Regions from separate parts of the Homo sapiens genome. Here region 1 is linked to region 2. The links are chromatin loops, found by intact Hi-C in ENCODE. Cell type or tissue: heart right ventricle. All regions are shown on one strand. Each heading gives the region's core, and the rest is flanking DNA. Links, peaks and the distances in the headings are about the cores only.

Region 1 (15,247 bases), core at 2,698-10,697, 75 kb after region 2:
GAAATTTCATCTGCCAGACACCCTAAATCATCTCTCTCAAGTTTAAAGTTCCACAGATCCCTAGAGCAGGCACACAATGCCTCCAGCCTCTTTGCTAAAGCATAGCAAGAGTGACCTTTACTCCAGTTCCCAACAAGTTCCTCATCTCCATCTGAGATCTCCTCAGCCTGGACTTCATTTTCCATATGACTATCAGCATTCTGATCACAATAATTTAACATGTCTCTAGGAAGTTCCAAACTTTCCCTCATCTTCCTGTCTTCTTCTGAGCCCTCCACACTCTTCCAACCTCGGCCCTTTACCCAGCTCCAAAGCAGCTTCCACATTCCAGGGATCTTTATAGCAATGCCCCGCTCCTGGTACCAATTTTCTGTATCATTGCATTCTCCCATTGTTATAAAGAACTGCCTTATAAGGGTGACTTATAAGGAAAATAAGGAAAAGAGGTTTAATTGTCTCATAGTTTCACAGGCTGTACAGGCTTCTGCTTCCGAGGAGGCCTCAGGAAACTCACGATTGGGCAGAAGGCAAAGGGGAAGGTGTCATGACTCCTGTGGCCAGAGCGGGACACAAGAGGCAGCAAAGGGTGAGGTGCCACACCCCTTTAAATAACCAGCGAGAACTCACTATCATGAGAACAGCAAGGGGGAAATCTGCCCCCGTGATCCAGTCCCCTCCCGCCAGGCCCTCCTCCCACACTGGGGATGACAATTCAACACGAGATTTGGGCAGGACACAAATCCAGACCATATCACACACCTTGCTCCTCTAACACACAGGCAAAAACATCAGTCCCTTCCAGAACTTCTGAAGGTTCACAAAACACCCTGGGGAAACGTGTGCCTGTTTAATTTTTGTTAGAGTTTAACTCTGATGTTGAAATGCAAGCATTTTGAGTGTGAGGTGAGGGAACACTTGGAAATTTTCTCAGTCGGCCCCATGTGCTCTGGGACACTCAAAATCTCCCAGGCATCTCCACCAAGAGACCCAGCCCCACAGGATCCTCTGCTAAGAGTAGAGGATTATCCCTCCCCTCTGCCAGAGCAGCAGTGAATCACCTTTCAGGTGTTCGGGGTCAAGCCATTTTCACCATGACTACCTGCCAGAGCCTGAGGGTCCCAGCAGGACATCCCAGCTCCTGACCTGGCCCAGGACCTGCAGCCTCTGCCCAGACACACCTCCCAGGGCCCAGAACCAGCAGCCCCAACCTGGACCTGCTTCCCAGGGCCCAGGACCAGCAGCCCCCACCCAGACACGCTCTCAGAGGCCGCTCCAATCACACCCACGTCTCAGCTCTTACTAAGGCTCAGTTTCAGTTTTGCAATGCTTCTCATGTGCCTATCCCCCAAGCCTTTTCAATCTGCTAATTTTCCAGCAAATGAGACATGACAAAAAGTCTTGTTTATCTTAGCTAAATATCTCAATTAAAACACTCCATTCTGAAAGCATGACGTGGCATTTGGCACCTTCGTGGTAGCACAAAACAGCTGGCGAGATGCTCTGTGCTCCGAATGTCCACCAAGAGTCAGCTTCCGGACACTTCTGGACCCTCCCACACTGTCACAGGGGAGGGTGTGGGGGTATGGGTGCTCGAGTTATCCTCGTGTGAACCAGACGCCAGTGAGGGATGGGGACAACCACGGTGCCCTCAGCGCTGGCCATGGGTGCTTCCCACCGAGGGCCCTGAGGACAACATGGACATTCTGCTGTCCTGGGCACCTGGCACACCTGCATGTCCTTCTAGAGACCAGGGGTTTGGCTCCACCCCACTAGTTCAAATGTGAAAGCAGAAAGCTCTGCATGTCTCTGCTTAGAAACTTGCTGAAAGATAAAGGTCAGTGTTAAGCACCTTCTCTGTGTGAGACAGAAACAAGGAGGATCCCTGCCCTCAGGGCTGCTGGGGGGAGGTCCTGTTAGGAGGATGAGTGCTACAGTAACTGCTGTGTTCCCTGGGATGACGGCTGCAGTGGGGGCGAAGGTCAGATTCATGATGAGCACTTGGGTCCTGCTTCCCAGCTGTGCTGGGGGATGTGCACGGACACCACCCTGATGACCAGGAAAGCCCGGCCCAAGCTCACCTCTGACTGTGGACAGTGCGAGCTCTCAGATCTGTGCGTGGCAGAGGGCTGGTCCTCGTGGCCTCCAACCTGGGAAAATTTTACATAGACGTTACACTCCTGAAAATAAGTTGGCAAGTTATCCTGTAGCAAATGTTCTGAAAGAGTGAAGAAGTCTTTTATAAAACATGATACCACAAGCCAATGTTCTTTTTCACAAAAACCCAAATGCTTTCTTCCCATCCCAGAGGATCTGGATGGACTCAGCGGGTCTGAGGGGGGCTCAGTTCACTGGACGTCTACAAACCCCTGGGGGTTATTCCCACGTGCACACCAAGTGGAACCAGGAAGTAAACACTCTGGCTCACGGCCTGTGCATCTGGTGTGCATGAATCAGGAGGCCGACCCTCGGAAAGGTATGAGGGAGCCCACCTCCAGTCACCACCCCAGCCAGGCTCTGGGAAGAAGTCATTCCGTTTCTAGCTGACGTGCAAACTCTTCTGAACGATGTCAGACACATTCTTTATTTTCTGTTTACCTTTGTACTTTTAACTAATTTTAGTCTTACAGTAGAGTCACAAAAATAACAGCTCTTCCTGACACACCATATCCAACTTCCCTGAGTTAGCCCCTTAGCCCCAGCACGACTGCCAGAACCAGGACACTCACACAGTGCTATTCATGAAACGCAGACTTCAGATAAACCTCATGGTGTTTCCACATGGGCCCGGCTTCTGCTCCAGGGTCCATCAGGGTGGTCCCCTGCGTCCAGTTGCCTGTGGCCGTGGCTGCTCCCTTGTCTTTCGAACCTTGACACGTTGGAAGACTTGATCAGTTATTTTGCCAACTATCTGGTCTGTCCAATTGGACTGAAGTGAGGCACTATCGGCAAGAATGCCACAGAGGTGATGCCGAGTCCCTGCTGGGCGCGATGTCCCTGCTGTCCCTCCATGTCCCTGCTGTCCCACCATGTCCCTGCTGGCCCACCGTGTCCCTGCTGTCCCTCCATGTCCCTGCTGTCCCACTGTGTCCCCGCTGTCCCTCCGTGTCCCCGCTGGCTGTGTCCCCGCTGGCCCACCGTGTCCCTGCTGTCCCACCATGTCCCTGCTGTCCCACTGTGTCCCTGCTGTCCCTCCGTGTCCCTGCTGTCCCACCGTGTCCCTGCTGTCCCACCGTGTCCCTGCTGTCCCACCATGTCCCTGCTGTCCCACTGTGTCCCCGCTGTCCCTCCGTGTCCCTGCTGTCCCACCGTGTCCCTGCTGTCCCACCATGTCCCTGCTGGTGCACCGTGTCCCTGCTGTCCCACCGTGTCCCTGCTGTCCCTCTGTGTCCCTGCTGTCCCTCTGAGTCCGTGCTGGCCCACCGTGTCCTTGCTGTTCCTATGTGTTCTTGCTGGTCCACCATGTCCTTGCTGGGGCACTGTGTCTGGGGCTTACGAAGTACTAGTGGTCACCACTGGCTGTGGGCCTCCATCACTGGGGGAACAATGCTACCACTGCTTGCCCACTGTGAGGTTACAAAGTGATTCTCCTTTTTGAATAATAAATATCTTCTTAGCTAACTGCCTATCACATATGTCCATATTCAAGATTTGAAAAATCAAATTATCATCTCCCCAGGAATCAAAACATCCCCATTCCCTTCCACCCCCTGCAGAAAGACGGTTTCATCGGGAGTCTGTTAGAGCCAGGTGGGGAAGGGTGGCCGCCGGAATGTCCCAAGCCTGGCCTTGAGCTTCGGACCATCTGCCAGGAGTGACTGCCCGGGTGCTCAGGAACACCACTGTGAACTTAGAGGTTGAAGTCCTTGAGAAACCAGGCGTCTATAAATAAATATGTAAGTTAAAATATTGATTAAACTTCCATTTTTATAGAGTACCCAAGCACGCGACAGGAAGGAAAGTTTACTGGGAGGATCAGATCCCTGTTTAAGGGAAGAGGCCGTGGAGTTGTCCTCGATCCCAGGAGAAGACAGTCACACACTGTGCTTCTAAGAAAGAACTGGTCCCACCATAGGCGTGTGGCTGCCACAGATCCACGTCCAAGCAGAAGTCACAGCTGTTCAGAAAAGAAAGGCAAAAGGAAGAAAGACATCTCTGTTTGAAAAGTGTAAACCAAAAACAAAACTCTGAGGCCCTCCAGTCATCTGAATGGACTTCCTCCTCAGCCAGGGCTCTTAAAATGTAACCTGAGAGGTGGGTTCAGGCCATGACGGGAAGCGGGGGTCACACACGTCTCATTGTACCCCTCACTAACAGCAGCACAGACTTTGACAACAACATTTTGCACCCTATTCTGTCTGCAGCCTCCTAGCTAAAGCTTCATCTGCATGACAAAACCTTGCTCTCCACACCGTTATCTTAACCCAGACGTTCCTTTCTGCTGCATCTCAGGTCTTTGGACAAACTCAACCCATTGTCAACCAGAAAACCTTTAAATTTACCTGACACCTGGAAGCCTCCCCTCCCTGCCAGCTTTGCGTTGTCCACCTTTCTGGACCAAGCCACTCACCAATGTACTTCTCAAATGTCTTGGATTGGTGTCTTATGGCTCCCTAAAGTGTATAAATCCAAGCTGTCCCCCGACCACCTTGGCACATGTTCTCAGGACCTCCAGAGGGCTGTGTCACAGGCCATGGTCACTCATATCTGGCTCAGAATAAATCTCTTCAAATATTTTCTAGCGTTTGACTCTTTTTGTGCACAATAGCAAAGGCTACAAGTTTCTTTCTTTGCTCTGATTAATCAGCCCAGAGCCTCCTCTCTTGCCACCAGTGAAATTTAAAATGAACGAAGGTGTTTTACTGATGGGGTCTGTGCAGACCCAGTAGGCAGGGGGGTCCACTTTCCTGCTAGCTGTCCCTAGCGTCGTTGGCCAGGTGCAGAGGGGTCTGTCATTCTCCTACCAAAAATTTCACCCGTGCATGTGGGGCCTTTTGTAACACAGGATCTCAGGTCCCACTGCAGGTACAGGAATCAAAACCATCATTCCAGCCAGGCTCAAGGTAAATCCTGTGCCCAGGAAGGTGTGAGAAGCATTTCTCTGCGCCAGGAGCCCTCAAACTTTTCCTGTAACAGCCCAGAAAGTGAATACTTCAGGCCTTGCCGGCCACACTACTCCACTCTGCCACTGTGACATGAAAACCACCCGGGACAGTTTGTGATCAGAAGAGCAGGGCTATATTCTAATAAACTTTACTTGATTTGGCTCAGTTCAGCCCAGTTTGCCATAGGTGGGCAGCATCTTGGCTGGCAAGATGATAACGAAGCACCCCAGCTCTGAGCCACCCACATCTCACGTCAAATGGTAAGCCCCAGTGTTGCAGGTGGGGTCTGGTGGGAGGTGATTGGATTATTGGGCGGATTTCTCTCCTGTGCTGCTCTCGTGATGGTGAATGAGGGCTTGTGAGATTTAATTGTTTATAAAAGTGTGTGGCACCTCCACCACCCCTACCCCATCATCTCTAATCCTCCTCCTCTGGGCATGTGAGACATGCCTGCTTCCCCGTTGCCTTCTGCCTTCTGCCATGCCTGTAAGTTTCCTGAGACCTCCCCGGCCATGTTTCCTGTACAGCCTGCAGAACCATGAGCCAACGAAATCCCTTCTCTTTATAAATTACCCAGCCTCTAGACATTTATAAAGAGTGCAAGAACAGATTAATACACTTACAGACTTGTGGCAGGACAGGTGTGACCCTGGGCCAGTTTTCAGCCCCTGCTCAAGGTCAGTTACTGTCTGGAAACAGCCCCGTTTCCCTTGCAGATTCAGAAGGGAAAGGTCATGTTTCTAAACATGGAATAGGACATGGCGATTGTTGAGTCACACTGGAGAATTTGATTTGAATATAATTGGTTCACAAAACACTAGAAGCTAATGGATGCAAGAGTGTGGCCATAGTAATGATTTCAGGATGTCTTCCCAACAGCCCCGAGTGACAGATGTGTTATCATTTCCTTTTTATTCAGACAAGAACATTGAGGCTTGAAAAAGGTAAATTACTTACTCAAATTCCATGTTTAATAAGTAGGACTGGGATTTAAACCTAAGAGCTAACAGCAAAGCATTTTAGACCGTAAAGTATAAGAATAAGCGTGAATGCGATTCTCAGCCCAGTGTAAGACCAGGTATCGCCGGATGAGAGACGGCCACTCCTGGGAACAGTGGTGAAGCTGAAAGAGCCAGTCCTTCAAGGTGGATCCTGAGTGGCTAAAATAGAGCCCAGCGGCCGTTTGCTGTCTATAGGTCATACAAACACAGAGTCCCCCCAAAACCGCACCCTTGCACCTGGGATACTTTCTGGGCTCACCTGAACCAACCAATCAGAGCTCACCTGATCCAACCAATCAGAGCTCACCCAATCCAACCAATCGGAGCTCACTGGCTTTGGCCAAATCAAGACCCGACTGTTATCAACTAATCAGAACTCAGCTGCCTTGACCAATCAGAACTAAGCAAGTTTGAATCCTTCATTTGGATACACAGACCTGACTGAGACCTGGGTGGGAGCTTTTGCTATAAAACCGGAACGTTCCCTTTGTTCTCCAGGTACATTTGTTTACACCAAAGGCTGCATCTTCCCGGTTTGCAAACTGTGCACTGGAGTCTCCTTCTTCCAAACTCCTTTTCAGAGGATGTGTTTACTCTGTATTTATAACTTCAGGAGCGCAATCGCAGCCACGGTTTCTCTTGTTAGTGCTACATTACTTTGATTTTATAATCAGCCAAAATATTGTGATAAAAAAATCCCCTTTTCATAATCTGCGAATTTTAGACGTCACGTGGTATGACTCAAAGTCATACCCATTTCTTCCCAAGAAGAAAATTTACTCAAAATCCATAAAAGATTTGGCTCGGTTCGGCTCAGTTGGCCACAGGCAGGTAGCCTGTTGGCTGGAGGAACAGAAACGAACGACCCCCACTCTGAGCCGGCCTCAGAGACTTGTGGTCTAGCCGAATGCTCCCTGTAGAGGGAGATGGCTGTTTGTGTGTCCTTGGTGCAGGGATGGCAGAACAATCTGACGTCCGTTATTAACACATTTGTCATATCAGCCACCTCTTTAAACGGGTGTCCCAGAGTAACAAGATCCAGAAAAATGCCAGCAGTCTAGTTGGAACACAGGGTCCCACTGGCTGAGATACTGGCTGTCCTCAAGTGAGGACAGGCGCTATCAGGGACTGCAGCCACAGCATCCACATGTCAGGAATCAAAGGCCACCGTTTTCTCCGGCGTTTACATTCAGGCACGGTCCCCCTCGCCCCAGATCACATCTTCAGAGTCTCAACAGCCCAGCCACTGAAGAATTGCTGCAGCCCTGCATAACCTCATACCTGTCTGGTACGGATCCACTAGACTAAAGGCTGAGGTGGAAGAGGCTTTTGTGTCCCTCGGTGCAGGACAGACTTGTCCCTGCAGAGAAGTATTTACAATGAGGGCAGAGCTGGGGTGTGAAGGACCCTCCACACGGGGCTGCTCCCTTCTCCCTGCAACGCCACACAGGAGGCGGTCTCCACAGTGCCTCATCCCAAATGGCAGTGTCTAAGTTTGAACACTGTGTGGCCCTAACAGCACTGCCTGCGTCAGTGGCTGAACAGTCAGTTTTGAGGCAGGTGGGCCGTCTTTCACACAGGTAAGAATAGATGGGGAGACAGCATTGATGTGGCCCAGACCTATGACCTGTGAGAGAGCCTGGATCTCCACTGGCCAGTTACCCAAAGGAGGTACAAGTGAATGTGCCCACCAGGGGCTGTGACACATCAGGTGTAAAGTTGTTATCACTATGCCTGGCATGTAACAGGCTCAGAAAACACTGACCATTATTTTGCAAGAAAACAAGTAGCTCAAAATAGCCACAGTGATGATGAATTGGCAGCACTGCCTTCATTTCAGGATAAGGAAGCCGCCTGGAGGTGCACACCCAGACTGTACTGGGAAAGGAGGGTCCCTGAGCTCGGATCTGCACACCACTAACCAGCCCTTTGTGCAGGAGCCCTTGAGCTGTGGCCCTGGCTCACACCAGGTAAGAGAAAATATCTGTGGTCCTAACTAAACACAGCCAAACTTGGATGCCAGAGCCTACTGCCAGATGCATGTCCCCAGCTGAAAGGTGGCCACTGTGGCTAAGTGAGAGGGCTGGTTCACATTCCACAGAGCCTGTGCTCACAGTACCTGCATCCATGAAGCTGTGTCCACGGATCCCCATGTTTCAGGGACCTATGCTCCAGGGAGCCGGCAAATTGGAGACCCACGTTCCACAGAGCCTGTGCTCACGGCACCTGCATCCATGAAGCTGTGTCCACGGATCCTCACGTTTCAGGGACCTGGGCTTCAGGGAGCCAGCAAATGGGAGGCCCACATTCCACAGAGCCTGTGTTCATGGCACCTGCATCCACGAAGCTGTGTCCACGGAGCCCCATGTTTCAGGGACCTGTGCTCCAGGGAGCCTGCACATGGGAGGCCTATGTTCCACAGAGCCTGTGTTCACAGCACCTGCATCCATGAAGCTGTGTCCACGGAGCCCCAAGTTCCAGGACCTGTGCTCCAGGGAACCTACACATGGGAGACCCCCGTTCCACAGAGCCCACATTCCCTCTCTCCTCCATCACTTCTTCCTGGTCCTCGAAGCGTTTCTTTCAGGTCTGCCTGGTACTGCGGCTGCTTCTGAGGACTTTGGACCTGTGGGCTTCTCTGTCTCAGTGGGACCTTTGTCATCCCTGCTGGTCTAGTGGGAAAGCACCCTGAGCACGGCTGGCAAGCCAGCAAAATGAAGAAATGTGTGTGGTGCTGTCTGGCCAACTCCAGACTCCCAGCACTGCAAAGTCAGGAACTCGAAGTGACACAGAATCTCCGGTGGCATCAAGTGGCAGAGGCAGGTGGAGTTTGGCTGAGTTGTTACCTTGGTCTTTGTGATGCTTTGTGACCAGGGTCTGCTCTCTGGTGCCTTAATCCCAGGACAGCAAAAGAAGAAGGCAATCCTAGATCAACGTCTCTTGGCTTTTCTGGCCTGGCACCCAGAGTTCAGTTTCTTAAACTCTGCCTAACACACAGGTCGGCAGCACTTCCCACAGAACTGGACTCCCAGTTATGGCCGGGACTTTGGCAAGGACACACTCATTCATGAGCATCAAGAGTGATACCCATCCACGACCCTGAGGGCCTGCTGGTGCAAGACCCAAACTCAACATTTTCAGTGTGGCCTCCGCCTGCTCTTGGTCACCTGACCAGGTTTCTGTTCCTGAGCCCTGTGGATGGTTCAGACGTCCCCATCCACATGAGGGTCATGTGATGCGGCTTTAATTTCCACCTGGCAACCCTGGAAGCCCACGTGTGTCTCAGGAATGCATGGCTTCCATCTCCTCTACAGCCACAGGCAACAGGTCTACCTAGGGCATGTGTGGGCAGCACAGGGTGCATGGTCACCTGCAGTGGATGGTGTGGGCGGCACGGGGTGCGTGGTCTCCTGCGGTGGATGGTGTGGGCGGCACGGGGTGCGTGGTCTCCTGCGGTGGGTGGTGTGGGCGGCACGGGGTGCGTGGTCTCCTGCGGTGGGTGGTGTGGGCGGCACGGGGTGCGTGGTCGCCTGTGGTGGGTGGTGTGGGCGGCACGGGGTGCGTGGTCGCCTGTGGTGGGTGTGCGGGGCCTTCTGTGAGGCAGGACAGGCTCTACATGCACTTCGGCTTCTTGGCAGATCTGAGCGAATGAGAACTGCCCTGGGCTTCACTCCCGTTTAACTTTGCATGAAGAAGAATGTTCTCCACTCTGACTTTAAGCCAAGTGCTTGTCTAAGTGCTTCTCTGACAGGGAGACAACACTCCTTCCCCGGAGCCTTCCACTGGGCCTGGACATCTCCCGTCTCTGGGCTCTGAGTTAACTTTGTGATGCCAGCTCTTTGTGGGGTGTGCGCACGGCTGCAGGTGAGGAGACCTGTGAGAGTCGGAAGCCAGCTGCCACCCCAAATGATAAGCACATTGTAGCTGTCTCTGCATGGCTTCGTTGCATGAGGAAAGTCACTACTGTCAATGCAGGGCTGCTGGTCTCCACCTCGGAACGTGGCAGTGCACAATCCATCACTGCCCTGTGTTCGCAGGTCACAGAGAAAAGAAATGCTTTCTCTATTCCTTCTCGCAGTTAGTATTTTGTGATTATAGAAAAACTGTGCGTAGTTGGAAGTAGGGAAGGGAAGGAGGGAGGGAGGAAGAAAAACAGAAAGAAAATAAACCAAAAGAAAAAGAAGGAAGAAACCACCGTATTTTCAGTTTGCTTCGAATTATTAAAGTGGCTCAGGGAAAAAACTTTAATCTGAAAATAGTGGCCAACACGAGACAGGACGCCGATTGCTGCGTGAGTAAGAGGAAGCACCGCAGACCACCGCCGACGAAATTCTGGATTTTTTGAGGAGGGATTTCCTGAAGCGGGTGTTGAATATGGGCATGAAGCCACGAGGCTGAATCTAGATGTATGTTTCACGTTTCTCACAAGAGCTGATGTTGGTTTTTGATTGCAAAAGATGCCCATTGCAGAAAAACAAAAACATATGTGTCATGAGGAGCCTCAGAAACCTCCCCAAGCCCTCCACACAGAAGTGATTGTGAGTGCCGCTCCAGACCTCGCCCTATGGGATCTATAGGACCTGTAGACCTATAGCTGCCTGTATGATCCTGTGGGTACAATCTCCTAATGTAGGTGAGTGTGTGGTCTTTATAACACAGAAGTACATGCGAGCCTCAGGGGCTGCTTTTTATTGACAGTTCATGATAATAATAGCACACAGTGCATGTGGGGCATGGGGTGAGGGCTGGGTATTTACTGACTGTCCTGTGAGGTGGTGTGATTTCTGTCCCCACTTGGCCAATGAGGGCCTGCGGCACAGAGGGGTTACCAGCTCTCCTAAGGCCAACAGAGTTGATGGAGGGCTGGCTCCTGAACCACACCAGCCTGATGCAGGGGACTCAGCATTTTCACGACCCCATATTATCATATCAATGTGCCATAATTTATTTAGATCTTTCCCTTTGTTGTTTCAATTTTTCCCTCTTAATGAACAGCTCATAGCCAAATTTTTGTGTACCTCATTATTTCCTTACACCCTCCCCAACTCCTCACTCTACGGTGACTCCACTGGGCAAAAACTTGCACACTTTAAGAATTTGGAAAATGTGTTGACAAATTACATCCTAGAGAGGGGGGCTCCAATCCCAGCCGAAGCAGATGGAGAGGCCCGCCCACGTCTTTGCTAACCATGGGAATATTTTTCCTAAAGGAAAAGCTTTGCCAGTTTGGTAGCTGCTGTGATTTGAATGATGACGGCCCTTCTGAAATTCAGGTTGAAACTTAATCTCCAAAGCAACAATATTAAAAGGTGTGGCTTTGGGAGGCCCCACCCTCATGACTGGGATCAGTGCCCTCACAGAAGGACTGGAGGTTGAAGGGAGCGTGTAACTGAGCACCTAGCAAGAAGGCCCTCACCAGACACCAGTGCCGCCACCTTGGACTTCCCCATCTCCAGAACACTAGGAAATAGCTTCTGGTTCTTTATAAATTACCCAGGCTCAGATATTTTGTTATAGCAGCAGGAACAGACTAAGACAGTAGATAAGAACTGTCCTTTCCGCTCTAACATTCCGGCCATCTTTGAGAACAGGCTCTGCGTGTCCTGCCCAAGGACAGGCATGATTTCAATCCTTTCCCAAAGAAACTGCCAGCAATGTGACCCGTAAGGCAGTAAGTTTATGCAATTAAAATTTTGACCTGATTTCTTCATTAACAGTCTGAGTTTGGCTGGGCTGTAAAGCTGAGCAAAGGTTTAAGACAGAGCTCGGGCTTCTGGTCTTTCTCTTACAGGTGTACATTTAATACCAGGGCTCTGCCAGGGCTTCTAGAAAGAGCCTAGGGTGAGGAGGAAGCTCAGGGAGCTTGTGCTCCCAGAAGAGCTGCATCACAGAAGTGGAGATGGGGGCCGCACATTGGCCATGAGTACCCACGGATTGCAGTAGCCCCACTGAGGCCCCTTAAGGTGATAAAGACGAATTACAACCAAAGACTCTGGGGACTGGTCCCGGTGGTGGACCTTCGGTGTCCTCGGGGAGCACGGTGGGGGCAGGTCCTGGGGGCCAGTGTGGGCTCTCTGTGCTCACACTTGGGAAGGAGCAGAGCAGGCCCTGAGACACTGCCACAGCCTCCCTCCTCCTTCCAAAAAGAGGAAGAGACTGTGATGTTCCAGCTCTGCCCGTGTGACTCAACCAGGGCTGCGGCCGACTGCGTGACCACCAGGAAGAGGCTGTTTACATCTTCGGGAATCCCACATCTGGCCAGGCTCAGCTCAGGGTGGAGGGTCCCCTGAGCACTGGGGATGACTGGAAGCCTGCAGTCCCAAGCTAGGTGGCCTGGCCCGGAGCTCCTGAGATTTGGGCATCAGAGTGGCCGAGTTGCTCAAACAGGTTCCTGTACATCTGTGAGTCTCCGTTTTCTTCTCTGTGAAATGGGGACAATAAAACCACCTACTTTATTGAGTCATCGCAAGCTGGAAGAGGGTGATGTGTGTAAAGAGATTAACCCAGTATCTAGTACCTCTAAAGTGCTTAACAAATGACACCTATCACAGTGATTTTAACTGGCTTATTTCTCCATAAAATGAACGCGGAATCCGTCCATGGCCTCGTTCTCAGAATGCAATTTCATCCCCACCAAACTGAAAACTCTTCAACAGCAGCAGCGCCTCCCTCCACACCATGTTCCTCCTCCTTGATTTCTAGACCCAGATGCAGGTTGAGGTGGGCAATGGGGTCGCGCTTATCCTCACTCCTCGTCATCACCAGAGAGGTGGTGACCTTCCGGGGACCCCCATAGACAGGCTTGGTCTGGCTCTGCTTCCCAGGAATTCCCTCAGTGGTTTTGTGTTTCTTTCTTTCTTTCTTTCTTTTGACTCATTCTTTCCCGTCAGTGGGGCTCGGTGTTTGCTGGATGAGAGCGTGTTCTGTCGGCAGGTGGCATCCAGTTCTACGGGGTCCTCTGTGGATGCTAGGGTGCCCGGGAACCAGCAGTTCCACGTTGCATTTTCCTGGATGTCCGAGCAGAGCACCCGGGTCAGGCGAGTTCCCAGAAGCTCCTTGCCTTCTCTTCCCTGCATCAGGAAGGCTGGGGAGGGCGGCTCTGGATCCTGAGGGGAAGCCACTCGGATCTCCTGCAGCTGCTCAAGACCACGGCACTGTGACTGTGCTTGCCCATCTGGAAAGCCTCAGGCGTGCAGGAGCTTGGCTGGGCTCCACATTTGGACACAGAACCTGCTCCATCTGAGCTCGTGGCTCTTGGTCAGCCCAGGCTCAGGGAGCCTCTCGACGGGGTGGAATTTTGGGTTTCACCCACTTGGCTGATGCTTCCTGCCCTGTGTAATTGAATCAATCCTTTACGTAAATGCTGTTTCGTAACTGCCCGGGCTTTTCAGGGCCTCTGGGCCCTGGCTGAAAACCTAACTCAGCTCCTGCCTGGGAGGCTTTGCGCGGCAGGCCTGGCTGGTGGGAGGGTTTGGTGCCAGAGGCATCCGTCGGGTGAGGAGCAGGACCTCCCACGGTGAACATGGTGGCCACGTCCCCGCAGAGCCCAGCCTACTGAGCTGTCCAGTGAACCCTTGTGCACTTAAGCTAAAACACGCAGCCGTGCCCCCAGGAGGCCGCTTAACACAGAGCAATAGCCGGGTCCTCGACGATCCAGCTGCAGAGACATCACCAATCCCAGTCTCCCTGGTTCCCGCGTCAGCCTCGCCCTGCCCTGGGCCACGGCTGCACAGCACGTGCCTCCTCACCAACACCACGCGTCACACTCTGCAAGCCCCCGGCCCCTCCACGTGCGAAAGGGGGCTGCTCCTCAGGGTTCTTTGGGCTGTAAGGGTCCCGCCGTCCCCCAGTTTTTGTTGGACATCTGTGAAGCCCAGCCTTTCCAAGCAGATGCTGTCCCTCCGCTCCAGCCAGTTCCTCCAGATGAGGCCAATGTGTTCCCAAGCATGTCGGGTCACATTTCCTGTGTGTTTTGGTCCTGCAAGCAGGACTCTCATGAAAATGGCAGAAAGGTCGTCAAACAGCTCCCCTCTTCGCCGCGGCCGTCACAGATGGAGCTGGAGGCACACGCATGTGTATGGCACAAATGGCCACATTTGGTTCTGAGAAGCCATCGCAGAAACTCAAGGGCTGAGGAAGCCAGGCCCTGGCATTAGATCTGATGCATGAGGGAGAGGCTCAGCAAAGCAGAGGATGAGTCCCGAGGCCTCGTTTCCTCCAGAAAACCCATCCCTCCTGCCTGCACCCTCCAGGCTGCTGAACACACCTGCCCATGACCGCCTGCCCCGGCACTGCCTCGCCGCCCCTCCTCAAGTCTCTCCTTCCTGAGGCATAATTTCTGCTTTAGCACAGGGTGGCCCATGGGGCCCTGCTGGAGTCTATGTCCGGGAGGGAGCAGACCTCATGTCCGTTTCCCACACACCCTGCAAGCACCCATCAAGGCATCCAGCTGTAACCTGGTACCGAATAAATGCTCGACTCCTTCAGAATCCATGTTTACTAGGGGGTTAGGTATAAAATAATCGCAGGTAATAATCTCATAGAGTCAAAACTGCCCTTGAGAATTCCTTAAGAGCCACCAATCACAGCCTCAAGTTGCATCTCAACCATCACAGGAGGCAGTGACCCCCAGGCGGGACCAGAGGCCTTCTCCCAGGAACATGGTCAGCAGAAGACACTGCCTCCAAACTTCAAATTCAGGCCCAACACAGGAACACACAGCAGAGGCGCAGCTGAACTGCATGGATGGTGCGACTGTGGCCACGCTCCCAGAGCAACACACGGACCCTCCAGGGAGACAGGAGCAGGTACTAGGAGCTCAGAGGGCAGTGCTACAGCCACAGAGGGTGTCACCAAGAATTAGCAGCGAGAGACCATCACTCTGTAGGCCAAGCCTGCGCTGATGCAGGCCGGGGTTTCTCCGCGTTGGCACAGTGGACGCTCTGGGCTGGATAACCCTTCATTTCAGGGGGTCTTGAGCACAGCATGTGTTCCACGCATCCCTGGCCTCTGCCCACCAGATGCCAACAGCATGTCCACTGTCACGATCGAGTCTCCAGATGGGGCCCGATGTGTCAGGGTGGGGGGCGCCCACTGAGGCTTCTGCTTGGCCTTGGGCACCGTGAGGCCCTTTCACTGGGTTGA
Region 2 (15,247 bases), core at 3,886-11,885:
GGCTGGCAGGAGCACCTGCTCAGTGGCGAGATGAATGTCCTAAAATGCTATTAACGGAGTTCAGTCTAGGGTTTAAATCAATTTGGCAAACATTTATTGAGTGCCCACTCCCAATAAGGTTCTGAAAAGGCTCTTGAAAAAATGTCTGTGCTTTTGAATTTCAAATGATTGGTTTTAGTATTAGGAGCAACAGAAATCCTGTTATCACTCATCCAAATAATCAGAATTAATTTAGGAGTTGATGGCAAGCAGAGTCCGTTGGTAATTAGGAAACATGGAGAAATAATTAACCATGGCAAGAAATGCGGTTACATTTAACTCCTGCGAAGTTAAAAAAGAACCATGGTACTTTTCTCTGTGAGGCTTAGCAATCCCAGTGCTGGTGAGAGTGGCGCCTGCCTGAGCCCGTGAGGAGCCCTGCGCTGTTCCCCACCCTGGGTGCCATGCTGGCCGCTGGGCCCTTCCTTCAGGGAAGCCAAGCTGGATCCCTGAGTCACTAGGGCGACTGGGTGGGGCCTTGGCCGGATGACCTCCCTTCAGAGAAGGACCAGGGCCTAACTCCATGTCTTTTGTAAATTTATTTTTTTAAGCCTGAATAGAAAATGTCTCCATTATTCACTTTAGTTTTAAATATAGGCGCCTTCTCCCGGCTGGAATCCCCACTGCTAAGCTGGGAGGAGCCTCCAAGCTGGAGCGCTGGGCTTGTCCAGCCAGGCAGCAGACACTGTGGGGAGGCAGTGTGACATCCATCAGGGCTCTCTGTGGCAATGACACTGCATTCCTTTTAGAAAACTCCCTCTCCTCCAGTCTTCCTCCTGAAGGCCACCCCTCTCTACCAGCACTCGGCTCAGGAGGCCTGCGTGGCTCTGACTGATGCCTTTCTCGGCAGCTCTGTCCAGGGGCTAAGGGAGGTGCAGATGAGTCCCTGAGCGCCCTCATGGGGATTGGTCATTTCAGTCCCCATCCTGGGTTCCCCTGGAGGATGTGGGCTCCATGGTGCTGGGCCGTGACTCTCTCTGCCTCAGTGCTCCCAATACCCCCAGCCGTGGACCCTGGTGAGCCCCATGCAAGTGAAGCAGCCCCTCCCAAACCCTCCATCCTTGGAACGCTGTACTGCGGCTGCCAACTCCTCTGGCCTCCACTGCAGACACACAGGGCTCCTCTCTGGAGCTGAAGCTGTACCTCCAGGAGACACTGAGTTCTAGGCTTAGCGCCATAGCGAGCCAGCCCCTTCTTCAGGATGACTGCCAGGGGGAAGTGTCTGTGCATGTGTGTGTTTACGTGTGTGTTTGTATGTGTGTGTGTGTGTGTGTGCATGTGCCTCTCACATGTGTCTGTGATTACCACCCAGCAACTCCTAGACCTGCCCTGTCCCATGGAACTTTCCGGGGTGTGGAGACGATTCTTAGCACTGAGGGTCGCCACAGCCACGTGAGTGCTGGGACACAACCACTGCAACTGAGGAGCGGAGTTTTAATTCTGTTCACTTTAAATTAATTTAAGTAGCCACATGTGGCTAAGGGCCCATACTGGACAGTCGGTTCTTCAAGGAGGTGAATTTGAGATTTTCCCTCAGAAGCCTCCTCTGAGTTCTGCCTGTGCTCTCGGGGGTCTCAGCATCTCGGGCGCCTTCCCCGCCAGGCACCCCCGGGGCGAACGAGGACCGTGGGCCTGTCCTGCCACCATCGCTCTGGAGGTGAGGATGCGGCTCCCGGACACCCGAGGGCGCCCTCCTGAGCCTGAGCCGGACAGAGCGGGGGTCGCGGGAGCTTCCCGGCGCCGGCGCAGCCCCAGGAGGAGGGACGGGTCCTCGCGGTGGGTGACGGTGTCACCGCCAGCATCGCCTCTCCCGGGTTTCGGGGTGGCCGGGGCGCCTCCTCACCGGGGCGGCCGCAGAGCAGGGACCCCAGTGCCTCCCATGGCCGCCCCGACAGGGGACGTTCCCGCCCGGGGCCATTCTCACCGCATCGCGCCCGGGCGGGAGGAGCGCTGGGGCGGCCGGGGCTGGTCTCGGCGGCTCCTGGCCCAGGTTCGTGGCTCTCGCGTTCCCCGGGGTCTGGGCCTGCGCCGGCGGCGGGGCGCCTTCCACCCAGTGATGTGGCGATGCCTCCCGGGCTCATGGGGGAATGTCGGGTCGGCTTCGCGCTGGGCCCACGGCCTCCTCCCGGTGAGACGCCCTCAGGGCTCCCCCATCTCAGCGCCCGGGACGCCGCAGCCATCTCGGTGGGCTGAAGGGAAGTAAGATTCTTGCAGAGGGCGCCTGCCCCAGAAAACAAATTTCATGTACAGGTTTCAAAGAGGCCAAGACGTCCGTGGCTTCCTTCAGGAGAAAGCGGCAAAACCCACGCCCAGATCCGTTGTGCTTTCAGCTTTTCACCAGGAAACTCACTTTTCTATGTAAGAGCAAGCGAGTTCCACAGCGCGGGGAGGCCAGTGGAGAGGAGCGCGGCCTTGCCTGGCTCATGTCCTGTTTCCAGCTTGCCCTGAAAACGAATTACTAAATCCATGGAGGAAGAGCTTGGGGCCTGCCTGGTCCTCGGCCACAGTGGGGCTGGGGCCTGTGACTGCGTGTGCAGAGGGTCCGCGCCCAGGGCCCGGGAAAGGGGCTGCGCTGCCCCGAGCGAGTCCCCGGGCGCCCCCAGCCTGCTGCAGCCACCTCGGGCTCCACATTTCGGCCCCTTCTCCTCTCCGCTGCTCTGGGCTCAGCCACCAAGCTCCACGCTGTGGGCAGAATCCACTGGGGCGCAGGAAACCTCAGCTTCCGCAGCCCACCTGGCCTTCGCAGTCTTCCTCTCCAGGGTTTTATTTCAACATGGCCTTTTCTGCTGCGACTCAGCTGTGGTAGGGGCCAAGTTTGGGTGTGTGAGGCCAGGGAGGTGCGTTGTGTTCTCGCGGAAGAGAGAGACGCAGCGAGGGAGCCCGGGCACACGGACCCAGCTCACCAACCGCAGCCAAACCACCAATTCTGTCCCGTGGCCCTTGGTGACCGGTGACAGGGAGGGAAGGAAACGTGGCCAGCTTCCGCCAGACCACAGGCGAACACAGGTGGGGCGGCCCACTGGCTTGGGCCTAGGAGCTGCAGGAGCAGGGGCCACGGTCCAGCCTGACGCCCCTCTCTTGGGGCAGGAAGTTCCCTCTGTCTGCCGTGAGCAGGGGCACTTGGGAGGGCCCAGCATAGGACCTCAGGAGCTCCCGGAGCAGCCTCAGCAGCCGCAACCCCTCGACCTTGTCCAGCATCACGCCCCGGTGCCAGGGAGACAGACCGAAGAATCCCACCACTGTGCAGGAGAGGAAGCCTACTTTAATTCTGTTCTTGAAGTAATGGCAGGTGAAGATTCGTATGTCATAATTAATTCCTCACTTCTTAGGAATCGCAGCGATTAGCTCTGTCATTCCTTTGTTATCAGAGAGAACTGTGAGTCCTGTTATTCTCACTGCTTCGCCATCTGTGAGCATGCGCAGCCCTCGGCTAAGTTTTCTAAAAGGAACATCACAGCGACTTCCCTGACCTCAGCCAGGACAAAAGGTGAAGTCTAGCACGACGACCCGTGCAGCCTGCATGGCTGGAGGCCCTCCCTTCCCGGTCTCTGGGCACAGGTGCGGGGCCGTGCGCGCGCGTGCGCCTCCACGGTTCCTCCGGGCACAGGTGCGGGAGCTGCGCGCGTGCGTGCTCCTCCAGGGTTCCTCCGGGCACGGGTGCGGGGCCGTGCGCGTGCGTGCGCCTCCACGGGTCCTCCGGGCACAGGTGCGGGGCCGTGCGCGTGCTTGCGCCTCCATGGTTCCTCCGGGCACAGGTGTGGGGCCGTGCGCGTGCGTGCGCCTCCACGGTTCCTCCGAGCACAGGTGCGGGGCTGTGCTCGGAGCGCCTCCAGGTTCCTCTGGGCACAGGTGCAGGGCCGTGCACCAAGTGCCTCCACGGTTCCTGTGAAGGAGTGCGATGGCTCTGTAATTTTTGTCCTCAGCTCCGGTTTACCACAGCTTAGGCCTTTGGGGTCATTTTAAAGTAGTAAAGAAGCTTGAAAGGTAATCCCAAACCAGGTGGTCCTTAAATCATTACTGGGTTCGAAGAATAATTATCATCAGAATAATTTATTATGCATATAATTGTAACTGTGCCCTGTGGACACTGCACATGGTTAAATCAACACCAGGAGGGTATTTTGGTTTCTAAGAACTTTAAAAATATAAGGCAGATGGCATTAATACAGACAAGTAATGAATGAATAAGAATTCATAACAATGAAGCTCTAATGCAACGTATGATTGAATAGGGCAGCTTAGAAGCCTGGAAATTAGGAGGCTCGGTAAGATGAATTGGGTGGTGGTTTCCAAACCTCCTACCAGCATTTGGAAGAGACCCCAGGGATCAGGGCATCTCCAGAATCCAAGCCAGCTCTGCATGTCCGGCCAGTGCCTGCAGCATTTTGGTGCTGAGATAGCATCGTGGGTGGCCCATGGAAGGACGTGTTTGATGGAAGGGAGATAAGAAATGGCCCTAATAAGGAAAGGAAAAACTCTAAGCTGGCCAGAGCTTCCAAGTTGTCCACCTGAGGACTTGGAAGAGTCGATGATCTGAGCTTGCATCTGCAGGGCTGAGGGTGAGCAGGGGTGAGGGTAGCAGAGATAAGAGCTTGAGCCAAGGAGTAAGGGGTGTGACCCACCCCTTGCTTGAGCATGGTCTGTGCTGATGGTGCACTTCTCACCAACAGCAGGGCACAGGGTGTGGGGCATCCAGTCTGAGATTAGATTAAAAAGACTGTGGCTTTTGCTTTGGGGACACTCCCGGCTCATGCTGTTCCGTGCCCTCTGCCCGTCATAAGGACACTTGGCAGCCCTGGGAAGGGGTCACATGGGGAGGACCAGGGCCTGTGGGCAGCCTGGTGAGGGGCTCAGACACCCCACAGGAGCCTGCAGGGGCAGGAAGAGATTTGGGGGAGAGGAAAAGATTTGCTATTTAGGTTGTGGTACTGGTTTCTTGGCTGTATACATATGTTAGGCTGATAATACTTCAATTGCACGCTGTTTATCACACTTTAATTATACACTAATGAGACTGTAAAAACTGAGGAGGTGGCATTATTCGTGGAGAAGAAAAAGCTCAGATTAAACAGGCAGTGGGAAGACATGGTGTTCAGGGGAGGTGAGCCCAGGCGTGCAGATGCTGAGCATGGGCGGTATTTGTCAGGTGATGGAGAAGCTGGCATGCATTATACCTGGCAGGAGTTTGAAGATCTTCCATCTGTGTTTGGATGGCCGCATTGGCTGCAGGGCGTGTAGACAGTGTTGTTGAGAATTGGCTTGAGTGCAAAGGTTAAAATGTACAGTCACTCTGGGGAGTAGAAAGTTTTGCCCTTTTTGAGGTGTAGGGCATGACCTTTAACACTCCCACCATCAGCAGGGAGAAGAGGAATGAAAAGCACAGGAAAACAGGCCAGGGAGTTCATGGATGGAAATGGCATCACAGGCAACAGCCACTCACGAAGATGGACGAGGACCCAAGAGAGAACCAGCGCTGCTCTACACCTGCCTGTCAGTTCGTAGTGGAGAGGGGCACTGTCCGCCGAGCCTCCATCCGTGGAAACGCTCCTCTTCGAGCCCGGCCATTGCTCTGGCTGGGCCTGGTGAGGAATGGCCGACATCACGGACAGTGGCCTTTCCTAGCCCTGACCCTGCAGAGTGCCTCTGGAGCGCATAGTGCTGGCGGACAGGAAGTCAGCAGATCGAAGACAGGGTCCTGGCTTCACGGTGGGTGAGCCGTGTGATGTTTGGGCAAGTCCCTCATGCTCTGTAAGTCTCTCCACTGAGCTGGGTGTGAACGTGGTGCTCTGTGGCAGTGGCACGTGATGACTCCTGCATGGAGTTCTCGTCTCAGCAGGGGCAGTGCCTTGCACCCCGATTTTCAAGCAGCAACCTGAGAGTCCTGGGAGGCCCGTCTTTTCCCCTCGGTCTTTCTGTTGGCCCCACCACTCACATATTTCAGGCCTCACCAAGTCCTGTTAATCCCATTTCCAAAAAATGCCTGGAAGCTTCTACTCCTGGCTCTGCAGCCTCCACCTTTCTCTGAGCTCTGCGGACGCTTCCTCACATCAGCCCTGGATGACTCCAGGAGCCTCCAAAGGGAGCCCCTGCTTCCTGTTCCCCTCCCCTGCGACCTGCTGCCCATGTGCTCCCAAGGGGCTCGTTCCTCCGTGTGGATGGGATCGTGTTCCTGCTCCCCTGCCCCACAACCCACTGCCCGTGTGCACCCGAGGGGCACGTTTTTCTGTGTGAGTGGGATCATGAGCCTCTTTCCTTGGTAGATGTTCTCTTTGCGCTGGAATGAAACCTCAGCTCCCCTGTGACAGGAAGCTCCCCATGGGCCAGTGCTGGGTTTTGGTCTGTCGGCATGTGCTCTCCACCCAGAGAAGACTCACAGCTGGCTGCTCCTCTCACCCCTGAGGCTTCACAGTAAACATCGACTCACAGGAGGGGACCACGTGATTCCCACCGCGTGTCCTGTTCCCTCCATGGAGCATGAGCTTGACCATGGTACAAAGCACCGCACAGCTGCTTTAACCCTGGGAGAGAAGTGTCTTTATGAGATTCTCTGTGTCCCCAGGAAATGCTGCCTTCTCCTGTGAAGCAGTCAGTGGGCCAGGCCCAGTCCTTAAAGATGCAGAGAACCCAACAGGCCCCTCTTCTGCTCACAGCTTCACCTTATGTTATGCAAAATCCCCACACCACTAGAGCATGCTGGCACTGGGTCATGGGTGCCTGCATTTCCCGCAAGCTTGTGACTCGGGGTGCGATACCTCAGCCCGTTTCCAAGCAGCCCCATGAGATCAGGGCTTATTGTGTTTGCTCCATGTATCATGAGGGTGCATCCTGAGAAGGAGAGACTCGCAGGTGGGTGCAAATGATTTGCAGTCACAGAGGAGCCAAGAGCTCCTGACGGGACTAATGAAAGCATGCCTCACTTTAGCCCTGGGCCGGGTTCACGCCTCACCTTAGCCCTGGGCCGGGTTCACGCCTCACCTTAGCCCTGGGCCGGGTTCACGCCTCACCTTAGCCCTGGGCCGGGTTCACGCCTCACCTTAGCCCTGGGCCGGGTTCACGCCTCACCTTAGCCCTGGGCCGGGTTCACGCCTCACCTTAGCCCTGGGCCGGGTTCACGCCTCACCTTAGCCCTGGGCCGGGTTCACGCCTCACCTTAGCCCTGGGCCGGGTTCACGCCTCACCTTAGCCCTGGGCCGGGTTCACGCCTCACCTTAGCCCTGGGCCGGGTTCACGCCTCACCTTAGCCCTGGGCCGGGTTCACGCCTCACCTTAGCCCTGGGCCGGGTTCACGCCTCACCTTAGCCCTGGGCCGGGTTCATGCCTCACCTTAACCCTGGGCCAGGCTGCTGTGTGCCATGTGCTGTTTCTTCATCGGGGGGTTTGGGTACAGAAATACTAAAAATGAATCTTGAAAGAGGTACCGATGGCTTCTTGCGGTTTTTTGGATACAAACAGATTGGTTTTTTCTCAAAGAAGATGAGTGACTATGTTGTCAGTGTCATGGTGCAAAGATGAATACGCACCTGCGGCTAACAAAGCTCCCAGCGATGGGGGATGACCTCGCAAATGTGTCGTGAAATGTGCAGAAGAGGGTTTCATATGCAGGACAGAAGTATCTGGGTGATAGGTGAGCAGTCATTTCTCACTTACTCATCTCTGGGCACTGTGACGTGACTCACATCTGCAATCCCAGTACTTTCAGAGGCCAAGGTGGGAGGATTGCTTAAGGCCAGGGGTTCAAGACCAGCCTGGGCAACATAGCAAGACCCCATCTCTACAAAAAATTAAAAAATTAACCACATGTGGTGGCATGCATCTGTAGTCCCAGCTACTCGGCCGGCTGAGGTGGGAGAATGGCTTGAGCCCAGGAGATCGAGGCTGCAGTGAGCTATGATCCTGCCCCTGCACTTCAGCCTGGGCCACAGAGTGAGATCGTGTCTGTAAAAAATCATCATCATCGTAAAATGAATCACCTGCCACCTGCCATCCATCCTTCTTTCTGAACCGGGTCTGGTCAGTTTCCTCCCAGGGACCTGGTCTCCTGCTCCTGGCTGTAACTTGGTGTAAGAGTTAAAGAAAGAAGAAAGAATCATGAAAAGTGGTTCGACAGTCCAAGACAGGTTTATTTTGGAGAATAAACCTGAGAGGGGCTTCTGGCTGATTTCAGTCAGGAGCATTCTCTCTTACAGACTAACAATATTTAGGGTTTAGAATATTAAGGAGCTTATCACAGGCTTGGATTGTTTCTATGTGAGGGAAAGTTTATTGCAGGGTTGGGATGTCTCTAGTCAGAGGGGAGTTTACCTTAGTGTTGCAGTGTTTCTGTTTATGCTGACATTAGCTGTTAGGCTGATGTTTTGGGGCAGATTTAGGTGGTTTTTTAATCAAGGGGAACTTAAAATGGCAGTGTGTGTCCAGGATGGTGATGTCCTGCTCCTGCTGTAGCTTGGAGGGCAGTGGCTGTGGTGCCCGCCTTCCTCCAACAGAAGACGGGCACCAGGAGCTCATTCTGCAGATTCTTTCTGTCACCACCTGTGCGGTCTCGGTGGTCACAGCCCAGGTTCAGTGGCAGGATGCTGTCCCCGTTCTTTTAATCTCAAGTAAGCGTATGAGGACAGAGTGCCTGGTGGATCCCCGTCCCCCGTGGGCACTGTCCCTGGACTCTTACCATGAGACCTGCTCTGGGCATCAGCTCCAGCTCTGGGCTCTGGGTGCCACCTTTGCCCAGCCCTCCCTTCTATTGCATGACCAGCAAGACCAAGAGCCCTAATAAAGGACAGCAAGGTTAATGGTTTGGACGAGGAAAAGCTGGGATTTTAGGAACAACGGCTGCCAGGCCCTGTCCTAAAGGGAGAGTGGAGTCTCTGGAGGAGCCTGAGGTGGCCCCAGGGACTCAGGAACCTGCGGCTGAGAGCTGGAGAGCGTGGCTCACACAGGTAACCCTGGGACCAGCGCAGTCAGCCGGGAGAAGGCTGAGCATGCTGGGGCACACTCCGTTTTAGTGGCCCCGAGTTTGTTCTATTTTCTGTTGAGCCAGAAAGAGGAGATTGTATTGGATTCCCTTGATCCAGGGTTGCAGGCCTGTTTCTGAGTTACTGATTTCTGTGCCAAATGAGTCTCCTTGCTCGCTGGTCAAAGACCTTGTCCGTTCTCTTTTTCTGTTTTTTTTTTTTTAAGCCTCTGGGGAATTCTCCCCATAAATCATGTTTCCCTGCTACTGAGCAGTTGAAGTGAGAAACCATAGCTGGCACTGCCCCTGCAGAGTAGCCAAGGGCACCTGGCCAGGGCGTCGGCCGCAGCGTCAGTGGTGGAGCTGGCCCAGCAAAGCTGCCCTCCCCGGCAGTTTCTCCACCTGCGTCTTTCTGCTGAAGCCCCTCCGTCTTTCCCCACTGCTCCCACAGTCTTCTCTGGACCTGGGCTGCACACTCTCTCCTCTCTGCCCCTTTCCTCTCCTCCCTCCCAAGCACCCCAAGATCAAGGGCATGGAGCCAGCATATGGTTCTCAGGAGCCGTGGCCGGTCCAGGCGAGAGGCTTCCGGACGCAGAAAGGCCATGGCTGTGGCAGTGCATGCGCCCCTGGGTGCAGGCTCCCCCAGCACATCCCCATCCGACAGAGGCCCAGTCCCACACGGCCTCGTCAGGATGAACTGTGTCTCAAGCGACTGGTTTTCCTGGGGTGGAAGGCACCATCAGTGAGAGGTAGAAGGAGGCTGGGCTGTGGCCTGGCTGTGCTGGTCAGTTGGTTCCTGGGCCCAGGGGGAGTGCTTGGCAAGTCACTGGGCTCTTGCCCTCCTTGTGGGAAGATTTTTAGGGGAGGGAAGAGTACACCTAAAAACAGAGACGTCATTAGCCCTGGATCTCCCTGGTGAGCACTTCTGTGGTAGCCTGAATCCTCCAACACAACCTGTCTGTCACAGACATAGATTCTGAAAAGAAGCACGTGGTCTAGACCCTGGATCGCTCAGCAGAAAAGTGTCATGAGCACTGCACCTTCCAATAAGAAGCATCTCCCGTAGCCCCGGATCCACCAAGAGACCCTGTCATTAGCCCTGGATATCCCAGAAGGAACGCAAGGTCTTCCAGCAAGAAACATCTGCATAGCCCTAAGTCCCTGAACAAGGAATGCCTGTCATTAGCCCTGAAACCCAAGAAGAAACACCTCAGGCCACTGGGCCCCCCAGTGAGAAATGCCTGTCACAGCCCTGGCTGCCCTGAGGAAGAAAATGCCTGTTCTTAGCTGCTGGGTCGGTGGGTAGTTTTGGCAAATGCTGCTCCACGGGCCCGGGGCCTCCTGTGCCTGCAGAGGCAGGAGGGCCAGTTCCCGCAGCTGCACCCAGTTTATTGCTCCCAGCCGTGCGCAGCCTCACCCAGATGGCTGCCAGGATGCATGTGGCGCAGCCCGGGGCCGTCCTTCTGATCTGGAGCCTGGGTGGTCAGTGGGTTTCCCAGGCAGTACGGTGGCCTGCGGCCAGGACGGAGCAGTGAGGGGCAGGCTCACCGGGCTGTGGAGGGAGTGGCCAGCATGTGGGCAGGCCCAGGTCTGGGGCATAGGCACTCATGCATGGCTGCTAGGGCACCAGCGGCCCTGATGTTTGTGCCCTGGGGGTGTGAGCACTGGCTTGAGGCAGGGCCTGGGGCAGCGGCACTGGAACCCGTGTGGTAGGGCCGGAAAGCACTCAGAGCGGCTCCTGAGTAGCAGCAACTTTGTTTCCAGGTCATCCCTGCTTGGCCAGCAGCTGGGGCACAGGAGCATGCAGGCTGCAGCCCTCAGGCACAGGGCAGCAGCAGTGGGCAGTTTAGGGACCACCAGACGCCCCGGGGGCTGGTGACAGGGGACTTGCCCCACTGCTCACCACAGAGCCCCGGCAACCCCGGGATCACAGAGACCCGGCCGCCCCAGGAGCACAGAGACCAGGCCGCCCCAGGAGCACAGAGACCCGGCAACCCAGGAGCATGCCTCCTTGGCCCCAGTTCCGAACAGGGCTTGTGCGGTGAGGGGCGAGGGTGTCCTGTGCTCCCTACACCCGCAGAAGCCGTCTGGCCAAGTGCCCGCCTGCCCAGAGGTACATCCATCCTGGGGCCTGGAGCACGCAGCCCCGGGAGCCCTTCATGTGTGTCCGCAGGGCGCCGTTGACCCCGGTACACGCCCCGGGTTCCTGTGGGGGCTGCGCCTCCTTGATTTTCGGCCTATGTCTGAACAGAATGGGCCATCCCAGGAGGAGTCACCTAGACTGCTTGCTTGCCCCGCAGGACCCAATCTCCAGGCCGGGATCCTGGTCTCTGTCCACTCTGACAGCCTTGCCCACCCGGCCTTTGTGCCCAGGCTTAGGGCACTCCCAGGTCCCGGCGTTCCCACTGCACCTGGGGCCTCGCCCTCCCTAGACCCCGGCTCCTTGGCTTTTCCTTGGGCTCCGCCATGTCTCTCCACCGTGTCTGTCTCCACTGTCTCTCTGCTGTGCCTCCATCATGCCCGCAGCGCCCGCAAGCGCCCTTTGAATAATTGATTTGGTGCAGCTTGAAGCCGCCTGGGACGCTGGAGCCCCTGCCTGCTACTGAGGGATGACAGACCTCACTGGCTTCCTGCAGAGCCCAGCGCCCGGGTCCTGCTTGTCACTGGCCTTGGTTGAGACCCCTTGGCTAGGTCATGATTTATTTTGAGGTTTAGTGCGACCACATGTCAGTGCTGAGGAGAATGATGATCAGATAGTGAATGAGACAAGGATGTAACCGTGAAGATGAAGGCAACGTTTGCCAGACTCCGGGCTCCATGCCACATACGCCAAGTCTCACCACATCTACCCCCAGAAGAGCCCAGCCTGGAGGGAAATGCCTTGGATTCACTGGCCTTGTAGGTGGGTAACAGCCCTAGTGTTGCCAGGAGCCCCCAAGTACCACAGCCTCGGTCTGGGTCACCCAGGACTCTCGTGCAGTGGGTGCGTTCCTCGCTCACTGCCTTCCCTGCCCCAAACAGACTTTCTTCAAGCGATTGCCGGGCCACGGCCTAGGTCTGGGCAACTGCCCCCTCATCTCAGGGACTCCGCACGGCACCCCTGTGAAGTGAAGTCTCTCTCGTCATGGTTTACAGATAAGCGCCTAGTCCAGAGGCCCAGGGTCTGACCCAGGCAGTGGGGGGAGGCTAGGACCCTCAGGGAAGACTACGCACACAGAGGCAGCTCTCCCCACCCCGTTCCCGGGCTGCAGAAGGGGTGCTCTGGGCCTTCTTCCCACTGTCTTTGGCACATAGCTTGTTTTATGTGGAAATGAGAGAACCACCTGAAGGTGCTGCCTGCAGGTCAGTGGCCACCATGGGAAAGGGCTGCCTCCACCCTGGGCTGTGGGCGTCCATCCTCAAAGCTTATTTCAAGAAGAAAAGAAAGATGAATGCGGGGTGTCCTGCCCTCTGGAAAAAAATCGCTGTTTTTAATTACAAGACAATGAGTGCATGCATTTGGAGAAGAACAGAGTGCCCAGGGCCTTCTGAGGATAATGAGCTTCTGGTGACCACACACAAGCCTCTGGGCCCATGGAAAACACTCCATTGCTGGACTTGCATCTCAGGCCTTAGAGAGGCATGGTGGGGAAGACAGGTGAGCCACCCAAGTCTGCACACTCGGGGTCTGCACTTGCCAGTGATCCTGGGACAGTGGGAGCAGGTACCTTTTACCAATTCAGGATGGGGCAGGAGGACAGTGCTGTTCTTGACACAACTGTGTGTGCAGCAGGTGAGGCCACTGTTCCCAAACGTCAGAGCAATCTTGGGCAGCAGGCAGCCAGACACAAGCACCAGAGACCAGGGCTCTGGCTGTGTCCCACTGCAGGCTGGCTGTGTTCATGTGACTGTGGAGGATGGCTGTGCCCATGTCACTGTGGAGGGTGGGTGCGCCCATGTCACTGTGCAGGGTGGGTGCGCCCATGTCACTGTGCAGGGTGGGTGCACCCATGTCACTGTGGAGGGTGCCTGCGCCCATGTCACTGTGCAGGGTGGGTGCGCCCATGTCACTGTGGAGGGTGGCTGCGCCCATGTCACTGTGCAGGGTGGGTGCGCCCATGTCACTGTGGAGGGTGGCTGCGCCCATGTCAGTGTGCAGGGTGGGTGAGCCCATGTCACTGTGGAGGGTGGGTGCGCCCATGTCACTGTGCAGGGTGGGTGCGCCCATGTCACTGTGGAGGGTGGTGCACCCATGTCACTGTGCAGGGTGGGTGCTCCCATGTCACTGTGCAGGGTGGCTGCGCCCATGTCACTGTGGAGGGTGGCTGCGCCCATGTCACTGTGCAGGGTGGGTGCGCCCATGTCACTGTGGAGGGTGCCTGCGCCCATGTCACTGTGCAGGGTGGTACACCCATGTCACTGTGGAGGGTGGTGCGCCCATGTCACTGTGGAGGGTGGTGCGCCCATGTCACTGTGGAGGGTGGGTGAGCCCATGTCACTGTGGAGGGTGGTGCGCCCATGTCACTGTGGAGGGTGGGTGCGCCCATGTCACTGTGGAGGGTGCCTGCGCCCATGTCACTGTGCAGGGTGGGTGCGCCCATGTCACTGTGGAGGGTGCCTGCGCCCATGTCACTGCGGAGGGTGGGTGAGCCCGTGTCACTGCTGAGGGTGGATGCGCCCATGTCACTGTGGAGGGTGCCTGCGCCCATGTCACTGTGCAGGGTGGTACACCCATGTCACTGTGGAGGGTGGTGCGCCCATGTCACTGTGGAGGGTGGGTGCGCCCATGTCACTGTGGAGGGTGGCTGCACCCATGTCACTGTAGATAGTGCCTGCACCTATGTCACTGTAGACATGGTGTGCTACCATGAGGGTGTGCACAGTGTCACTATGTGGAGTACACACCCTCCTCTTTTGCATGCATATTTTCCCTTGTCCTTTTATCACGGTTATCTGTGTTTTCACCCTAGGTTTATGTGGAGAACTCCACATCTACACAGCCTATTTACCCGGAGTTTGGGTCGCCCACTGTGTGGACACTGAAGGGGCCTGACTCAGCTGAGTGGGTGGACTCGTATATGGTTGTGCAGCACCTCCCACCATTTCTCCTCCACATCTGTGCGCTCTCTGGACAACATTTCTTTGTTCTATTGCACCTGTATGTCTTGTTCTTATTTTCAAGGCACGGAACACTGGCGCCTGGCTGTATTGAAATGGTTTTGTCTGCTATTTAAATTGTCTTTAACGAATTCACCATCCATGGTTAAATATTGAGTCAGAGCTGAGGAAACACTTCCTCCTCCCAGTTACCTTTCCATGTTGGTCAGGTCAAGGAGAAAATCTGTCTTTGTTGAGACGTGGTTTATCTGCTTCGCAACATTTAACAGAGGGATGGCTGTGGCCATCATATCCTGCTAATTATTTGTAACTGTTTTTATAGATTTACTTTCTATTAGTGGAAATGTCTGTTGAGCTTCCTTCTTATGCTATAAAGGTAATGCTTTATATGCATTTTTCAGGTATAATAATGTGCTGTGAGATTAAAACTGAATGTACATCATTCCACAGCAGATGGGACAGATGTGACGGCGTCGTGTTTGCATGTGGACAAGGCATTCCTGCAAGCCTCGGGTGTCTGGGCTGGTCTGTTCGGCCGTCCGTGAGGATGCACTGTTCCACCTGCTCTCTTCATCTGTCTCTTGCCCTGCCAGCCTCTGCCAGCACATGGGGCTTCTCTTGGTCTTCTGGAGGATGTGAGGGATGTCACCAGTCACCATCCTCTACAGTGCTGTGGCCCTGGGTGCCAGGGTGAGGAGTAGGAACTCGAAACAGAAGATGATGACAAGAGGAATAGGTGTGGTTGTGTCTGAAGATGTCCATCTGGCAACTTCACTCAACACCAACAGGCAGAAACCTTGGCTGCTGTCGAAGCATAAAAACAAACAACTCTGGAACCAAAGATATGATATTGGGAAAATCTGTGATGGACAGGGCCCTGTAGCTCCTGAAGGGCAGAAGGAGCCCAGGTCTCTGCCTGACTCCTCTTCCACATCGAGCATACTGGACCTGGGGTGGGGGAGGGAGGACAAGCTGGGGAGCACCCAGTGACTCGGAAAGGAGCCACAGCTGAGGGGCAGCAGCCAAGGCCACGCCTGCCCCTCAGTCGAGGCTGTGAGTGTTCTGCAGACCTGGGGCCTGCCATTCCCCAGCACCTGTGCCTATCACTTAGGAGAAGCCGGTCTCGGTCCCCATGGGATTGCCCTAAGAATGTGGTCGTCCCGG

The links. Hi-C counts contacts between places; a loop is a spot of excess contacts. Peaks named below come from ENCODE experiments on the same cell type or tissue, not always from the same donor. Only the 100,000 strongest peaks of a DNase experiment are listed, where the experiment ranks them.
Region 1: a loop joins it to region 2, with 2.9 times the contacts of the local background. A loop is called at or near these places in 4 of 110 quality-filtered maps.

The regions. Positions count from the first base shown.
Region 1 is chr6:170,036,502-170,051,748 of GRCh38, forward strand. No RefSeq gene overlaps it. Among named protein-coding and RNA genes, the nearest start is that of LINC01624, 230 kb to the right of the region's middle. RefSeq lists an enhancer at 717-1,450. In heart right ventricle, for the core only: a CTCF peak has its summit at 7,013; a DNase peak (open chromatin) is centred at 7,190; H3K27ac peaks cover 4,371 bases.
Region 2 is chr6:169,960,232-169,975,478 of GRCh38, forward strand. It overlaps LOC100131532 (a long non-coding RNA gene), which reads left to right and starts at 2,392. Exons shown (of 3, transcript NR_027434.2): 1 at 2,392-3,526; 2 at 5,396-7,030; 3 at 7,379-7,447. It also overlaps LOC107986675. In heart right ventricle, for the core only: no CTCF peak of the experiment used is centred there; no DNase peak of the experiment used is centred there.